Linked DNA regions of Homo sapiens: region 1 is linked to region 2. A link is a contact called in ENCODE Hi-C or POLR2A ChIA-PET data. All regions are on one chromosome and are shown on one strand. The core of a region is the stretch at or near the end of the contact, and the rest is flanking DNA. Distances in the headings are between cores, read along the strand shown.

Region 1 (3,892 bases), core at 1,379-3,878, 800 kb before region 2:
AGTTTACATAGTGCTATCTTTCCCCTTCAGGTGCACTTAGAACTACCTCCCAGCTCCAACATAGTGCAAACTCCAGAAGATTTTAACTTGCTCAAGTCAAGCAATTTTAGAAGATACGAAGTCCTTAGAGAGATTCTGACAACCCTTGGCCTCAGCTGTGACATGAAACAAGTTCCTGCCTTAACTCCTCTTTACTTGCTGTCAGCTGCGGAGGTGAGTTGTGGGCTCAGCTGGGCAGAGCGCGCTGTGACGTGGCCCTCTTCACAGTGGCGACCCGTTGCTTTAATTGTTTTATTTTGGTTGGTTTTGATTTTCCATTTCTGTTTTGACTTCGGGTTTGGAAATCATCTTCAAGATGTGCAAATATTCATTTTGTTGGGGGAGGATTATATATAAGAGAGGGCCAACTAGTAGAGTTTAGAAAGGTGTTAAGTCTGCAGGTGTGGCCCTTTCCACGTTAGGGGGAAGAGGGTCCCTGTGTCAAGAGTATATTCAGACTGTAACTTTATTCATTTGGGATTGAAAACATTTGTTTTGACTTGAGCCACTTTCAGCAAATCTTTGGAACAATCACATTTGTGCTAATGTCTGCCATCTTGTGGCAACAGCGCTCTGGGTTTCACGTCTGTGAGTCGTGTCTGACAGGAAAATGCCCACGGAGCTGGGAATGTGTTCGGGAATTCTCTTGGCCCATGCCTGCACTTGCTGCCTGTGATTGATACCTGGTTTTGGGCAGGTCGCCAGATTCTCCAGGTGTAGGTTCTTGCTAATCCCCCTGCTTGGCCATACTATCAGTTTCATAGTCATTGTGACAAATTATTTTGTCTATTTCTGTTGTCTTCTCTGAACAGACAAATTTGTGAGTTGAATGACATAACCATGTAGTTTCTGCAAACACCCAATAGTCTAGGTGACTTTAAACACTAAACTTACCTACTTTCTCTTGAAACAAACAAATTATACCTCTCATCCCAACATTTTTTAAAAAGGAGGCACTTTCTTTTGTGTTACACTGTGTCCCTTAGTTTTTGGAGGAGAGCAGAGCTATGAGCTATCTGGGTGTGATGGGCTCACTTGGAGAAGACAGATAGAAAATCTGAGAGCACTGCCAGTCCCCTAGACCTTCTCTGTCGCCTTTTCCTGGGGATGGAGGGCTGGGGCTGGCTACCTTAGCCAGTGCCTGCTCTGAGGCTCCCAGCTGGGGAAGTCCGGGAGTGAGGTGGCCTGGCCTTGCCCTTGGCAGAGCTCCCTGCCCTTTCTCGGAGTTCTGATCATGCTGGTCTTCGGACTTGACCTCCGGACTCTTGGACAGAGTAGTGGATAGGAAGAGTGGCCCTGCCCCAGGTTATTCTCTTGTGAGTGGAAGTTTGGAACTCTTGGCATTTCTGGTGTATTTAGGATGAGTATAACCTGAAATACCCATGTCAGGGCTTTGTATCATGTGTCTGCTTATATTCAAGCACACAACAGATGCTTCACATTTTTGTCCTTCCAGTTTTTTAAACAGCCTGGGGCAGTGGGAGGTGATACTTTTTCACCTGTTCATTGATCAATTGAGGGAGTATTGATTTCCCCTTTCACAAACTTTGGGAATGAAATGCTTGAACATGATTAAAGCAAATATTTGCTCTGTATACACATACATGGACACTCCCTACTAAGCCCCTTATTACATAATAACTTTGGAAAATAATTATTTTCAGAAATGTTCACTTCCCATTGCGGGCCCTCCACTTGGCCTTGTTGATTTTCTTGGATATCTGTGCTGTGGACTACTTTCCTCTCAGCTGCTTATTTCTGACTGAATTCTGCTTTACTTTGGGAGCCCAAGGAATGGAATGAGTACGTGTATGTTGTACATATCCTCATTTCTTAATGTTTATTTTTAGTTTTTGAGGCAGGGTCTTGCTCTGTTGCCCAGGCTGGAGTGTAGTGGTGCAATCATGGCTCACTGCAGCCTCCACCTCCCAAGCTCAAGCGATCCTCCCACCTCAGCCCCCCGAGTAGCTGGGACTACAGGTGTGCATCACCATGCCTGGCTAATTTTTAATACTTTTTGTAGAGACAGGGTTTCGCCATGTTGCCCAGGCTGGTCTTGAACTCCCGAGTTCAAGCAATCTGCCTGCCTTGGCTTTCCAAAGTGTTGGGATTACAGGCATGGCGCTCCCGGCCTCTTAATGTTTATTAACTCTGCTTAGGTGTCCTTGAATCTGCTGTAGAAGGAAATGGCAGAAGTCAAGGTTTTATATGATGTTTTCTTGGAATACAAGTTCTCTAAAGGATTATAGTGCAAATGAATTTGAAGGTGGATATGCACTGCCTGAGGTGGTCTTTCCGGAGGCAGCTGAATTCCTCCTGCATCTAGTCACTGTGCTATGGGTCAGTATTTATAGATCTGGACCACAGAGACTGGGAATGGAATTGGGTTTGTGCTTTGTATTTGGTTTTCTTTCTGGCATCCCTACTTAACAGATCTCAGTCATCCTCACGGAATTAAGTTCCATGGAGAGGATCTTGGCACCCAGTCATCTGCTAAATCCTGCCTGTCCATTTGGCTCATCGCCTGCCTTAGGGATTGGATGCCTGGGCTGGCTTTCTGCTTCCTGTGCCCTGCAAGACACTCTGTTGCTGGGAGTCAAAGATCTCTCACCACAGGGTGTCGCTGCTGAGCTAGGCTGCCTCGCATACAGGACCCTAGAACTATAAAGTTGTTCTTCAGAGATTTAATTTTTTTCTGTCTATATCAGTTTCACATAGTATAATTTTATAGTTTTCCATTATATTGGTGGCACTTTCTTTTGGGTCTGCAGAAATTATTTCAATGTCCCAGTTAATAATATTCATCTTTCATTCAACGTTTACTGTGTCCTAGGTACTATTATAGTATGGGATATGAAAGAACAAAATAAATATGCTAGTTATCTAAATAGTTTTACTGCGTACCAGCTGTGTTTACACAGTTTGGTGCCTTGACACTTGCTCTTTATGACGAATAGCGCAGAAGATTTATGTGCTTCTCCGTTACTGTGATATAACTGGAAAGAATAGTAGCAAGACCCAAAGAGAAAAAACACTCGCCTCAGCGACGGTCAGCCCTTGGCATTTGGGAAGGATGTGCTCGGAGACCTTCATCGACACCCAGACACCATGGTAGCGTGTGATTCCCACTATAAAACCCAGTCATGTGTGGCTCCATCAGTGTCACTGTGCACGATACCAAGAGGAAGCAGGGCTTGGCTGAGATGCAGGCTGTGGGCGGCTGAGCTGGGCTTCCTCCGACCAAGGCTTTCACGTTTAATTGAACCTCCCAGGAGCAGGATTGAAATTTGGGTCTCAGCAAAATGACAAAAAGTTAAACCATAAAACAAACACACAAACACACGTTTACCACACACCTATCTCCGTAGAAAGAAGACTGGGCCAGGTGCAGTGGCTCAAGCCTGTAATCCCAATGCCTTGGGAGGCTGAGGCAGGTGGATCGCTCAAGCCCAGGAATTCGAGACCAGCCTGGGCAACCTGGCAGAATTTCGTATTCTTTACAGAAGATACAAAAATTAGCCAGGCATGGTGGCGCATACCTGTAGTCCTAGCTACTCGGGAGGCTGAGGCAGGAGGATTGCCTGAGCCAGGGAGGTTGAGGCTGTAGTGAGCTATGATTGTGCCACTGCACTCCAGCCTGGGCAACAGAGTGAGACCCTGTCTCAAAAAAAAAAAAAAAAAAAGGAAACAAGACTGGAAGGAAATCTGGTATATATGGGACTTATTTGTGGTGGAGTGCTTAAGGGTGATTTTAATAATCTTTTAAAACTTTCTCTGTATTTTCCAAATTTTCTATAATGATTATATATATAATAAGCCAAATTAGTTATTAGTTATTTTATAATGAGCCAAA
Region 2 (3,745 bases), core at 161-2,660:
GTCAAGAGATTGAGAACAATCTGGCCAACATGCTGAAACCTCATCTCTACTACAAATACAAAAATCAGCTGGGTGTGGTGGTGCGTGCCTGTAGTCCCAGCTACTCAGGGAGGCTGAGGCAGAAGAATTGCTTGAACTCGGGAGGCGGAGGTTGCAGTGAGCCGAGATTGTGCCACTGCACTCCAGCCTGGCAAAATACTGGTGGCCAGGCATGGTGGCTCATGCCTGTAATTCTAGCACTTTGGGAGGCTGAGGTAGGTGGGTAGCTTGAGTCCAGCCTGGGCAACATAGTGAAACCCTGTCTCTACCAAAAATACAAAAATTAGCTGGGTGTGGTGGTGTGTGCGGTAGTTCCAGCTGGGAGGATTGGGTGAGCCCGGGAGGTGGAGGTTGTGGCGAGCCGAGATGGCGCCATTGCATTCCAGCGTGGGCAACAAGAGCAAAACTCTGTCTCAAAAAAAAAAAAAAAAAAAAAGTTGTGGGTTCTGGTGGTTTACTGCTGTGATTCTGTTTAGATTGGCTTTGCTATCACTTAATGCCATTGTCCCTTTGTGTTTACCAAATCACTGGGTAAGAACCCAAACCTTTGCCAGTAACATGGCATTCTTCCAGGGTTCTTCTCCTTCCAAAGTCCTTTTGTGGTCTGAAGGACTGAATGTCCACAGCCGTTCCCTCATCTGCATCCAGCGACTGTCTGAGCACCTGTTAGGTACCAGTCATGCTCAGGAGTGAACAGAGGCCTGGGAAGGGCAGGAGTGGAGCTCCCTGCCTTCATGGCTCCTTATTGTAGCTCCTACTTACTCACTGTGTGATCGTGGGCAAGGTTCCCAATCTCTCAGTGTCTCAGTTTGCTCATCTGTACAATGGGAATAGTTTTAGTGCCTAGCTCTTACGATTGCTGTAAGGAGTACAGCATGAATGTTTAATATTATAAAAGTGCTTAGAGCAGTACTGACAAACGGTAATACATAAATGTTTGCTGTTCTTACATTTTTTCAGCAAAGGCAGGCAGACACCATCTAAAACCATACATTCATGTCTTTACAGCCATTGATTGGTGTTCTCCTGGGTAACAGGCACAGTCATGACTACCATTATTTGCTAGAGGCAGATAATGTGGGCAGAGGTGGGAGGTGAGGGGAACCTGTCTACAGCTTCGCCTTAAAGAAAGCGCTCTTGACTCCCATCGCGTTCTAAGAAAGTCTGGGTTGCAGAAGGCAAGCTTGGGCAGGAATGGGGCCCATTGTTTTTCTGGAAGCAAGATTAAGGTCAGGTTCTGAGTCAAATGAAGAGGTCAGCAAACAGCTTGGTAACTCCCCACCTCCTCTTCTCTATGCCTAGTTCTTCACTGCCTGCCCTTCCCAGGGGTGGGTCACAAAGTGGCTTAGGGTCAGGACAGTGAGGCTGTTGAGTGCCATGGGGGGTGTCAGGGAGAAGACAATTCCTACAATGCCACCTCATGTAGCTGAAACCTCGCCTTCCTCTCCTAAGTGTTCTGTGCCTGAGTGCTGGGGTCAGGATTATGCATGGTCCCAACAGGGCTTGACCAGGCAGGACAAGCAGGTGTGTGATTTGTATGCTTGAGGTCACCATGGTGGCTGTCCCTTTGCTACCCTGGAATTGGTTTCTGGTCTCTATATTCAGAGTGACTCAGGGAAAAGCATACTGCTTATTGTAAACACTGCTGACTTGGAAGAAGAGATTCTCCTTGCAAATGTGGTAGGAACCAGTTTAAGTGTGATGTCTGGAAGGCTGGGCTCTGTGCCTGAAAGGAAATCTGCCACACCCTTGCTAAACTGGACAGAGAAGGGGCCATGGCAGGCTGGTGAAGCACCTGTGCTGGGAAATGTGGGTCCGAAGGCCCCAGTCCTCTCCTTGGGAGCTGGATCAGGGTTTATTTTAAAGCCCATTCTTACCTCTTAGCTTGGCAAAGTATTGCCAAGCCTGGGGAAAACCAGCCATTCATGTATATTTCTGGCGAGTGTAATGTACCTCCTCTTTGGAGGGCAATTTGGCTGTTGTCTATTGAAATTAAAAATATGCGTCTCTTCCTGGAAAGGGAATTGTTGGGGGAATTTATCCTACAGATACCCTCCCGTGTGTGTAATGATAGCCGGACCAGGATGTTCTTTAAAAGTGGTTCTCAGCCAGTTTGTTACAAAGGTCATGAATTATTCAGCAAGATGATAATGGTTTTATGTTTTTAAAAATGATAAATTGTAGCCTGTTGATCATCGTTAAAAATATTTGAATGCTATTTGTATGGCTTTCTCTGTGAACTTCAGTGATTATTTTGGACAGTTTGTGTTTGTAGAACTTGCTGCCAGACAGTGCCCCTTGTGGTTGAGTGGCTGCACTACATGGCATATGTATCAGTTTCCTGCGGTCACCATAACTAAACACCAAATACAGGTGCAGAGCTTCATTCTCTCATAGTTCTGGAAGCCAGAAGTCCGAGATCAAAATGTTGTCAGGACCATGCTCTCTCTCCAAGCGCTGGGAAAGAATCCTTCCCTGCCTCTTCCACTTGCTGGTGGTTGCTAGCAATCTTTGGCATTCCTTGTCTTGGGGCAGCATCACACCAATGTCTGCCTCTGTCTTCATATGGCTGCTGTCTCTGCTGAGCATCTGTGTATGTCTTCTCCTCTCCTGTTCCTTTTTTTTTTAATTTTTTTTCCTGAGACAGTCTCACTCTGTCGCCTAGGCTGGAGTGCAGTGGCATGATCTTGGCTCACTGCAACCTCCGTCTCCTGTGTTCAAGCGATTCTCAAGCCTCAGCCTCCCGAGTAGCCAGGATTACAGGCGCCTGCCACTACACCTAGCTAATTTGTGTATTTTTAGTAGAGACACGGTTTCACCATGTTGGCCAGGCTGGTCTCGAACTCCTGACCTCAAGTGATCCACCCGCCTCAGCCTCCCAAAGTGCTGGGATTACAGGCATAAGCCACCATGCCTGACCCTTCTCCTCTTCTTATAAGGACATTAGTCTTCCAGCATAATCTCATCTTAACTAATTACATCTGTAAAGACCCTATTACCAAAAGGGCACATTCTGAGATGGCAGGTGGACATGAATTTTGAGGGGACACTGCAGAACTAACCCACTATAGAATCTTTCTTTAATGTTTCTATTGATCCCTTTCAACTGGTCTAATATATTATTTAGCCTGAATTTTTTTTTTCTTTTTTGAGACAGTGTCTTGCTCTGTTGCCCAGGATGGAATGCAGTGGCATGATAATGGCTCACTGCAGCCTTGACCTCCCAGGCTCAAGCGATCCTTTGTAGCTGAGACTACAGGTCTGTGCCACCATGCCTGGACAATTTTTTATTTTTATATATGTTTTTAAGAGGTGGGGTCTTGCTATGTTGCCCAAGGTGGTCTTGAACTCCTGGGCTAGAGCAATCCTCCTACCTTGGCCTCCTAAAGTCCTGGAATTACAGGCATGAGCCCTTGCATCTGGATAGCCTGACTTGTTTATCATAAATTCTTTTTTGAGATGGAGTCTTGCTCTGTTGCCCAGGCTGGAGTACAGTGGCACGATCTCAGCTCACTGCAACCTCTGCTTCCTGAATTGCAGAAGAATTCTGCAATTCTCCTGTCTTAGCCTCCTGAGTAGCTAAGATTACAAGTGTGCACCACCACACCTGGCTAATTTTTGTATATATATATGTTTTTTAGTAGAGATGGGATTTCGCCATGTTGGCCAGGCTGGTCTCAAACTCCTGATCTCAGATGATCCTCCC

What was found. Hi-C counts contacts between places; a loop is a spot of excess contacts on that map. ChIA-PET counts read pairs that join two places held with the same protein, here RNA polymerase II (POLR2A). Pooled maps may share reads with other maps.
Region 1: a map of B cell shows a loop between it and region 2 (12-fold over the local background). The contact joins the enhancer-like site here to the promoter of CBR1-AS1 in region 2. A Hi-C loop is called at or near these places in 2 of 168 maps with a recorded cell type or tissue (A673 and B cell), 2 of 37 single-sample maps with no recorded cell type and 6 of 50 pooled maps. POLR2A ChIA-PET finds 5 or more read pairs at or near these places in 1 of 52 experiments (endothelial cell of umbilical vein).

Annotation. Positions count from the first base shown.
Region 1 is chr21:36,926,572-36,930,463 of GRCh38, reverse strand. It overlaps HLCS (holocarboxylase synthetase), which reads left to right. Exons shown (of 11, transcript NM_001352514.2): 5 at 31-213. Among named protein-coding and RNA genes, the nearest start is that of HLCS-AS1, 38 kb to the left of the region's middle. RefSeq lists a silencer at 2,519-2,711. Within about 2 kb of position 2,628, at least 3 of the 41 ENCODE cell types and tissues checked have a DNase peak (open chromatin) inside an H3K27ac peak, as active enhancers do.
Region 2 is chr21:36,124,305-36,128,049 of GRCh38, reverse strand. CBR1-AS1 (CBR1 antisense RNA 1) reads left to right here and starts at 1,410. Exons shown (of 4, transcript NR_040084.1): 1 at 1,410-1,563.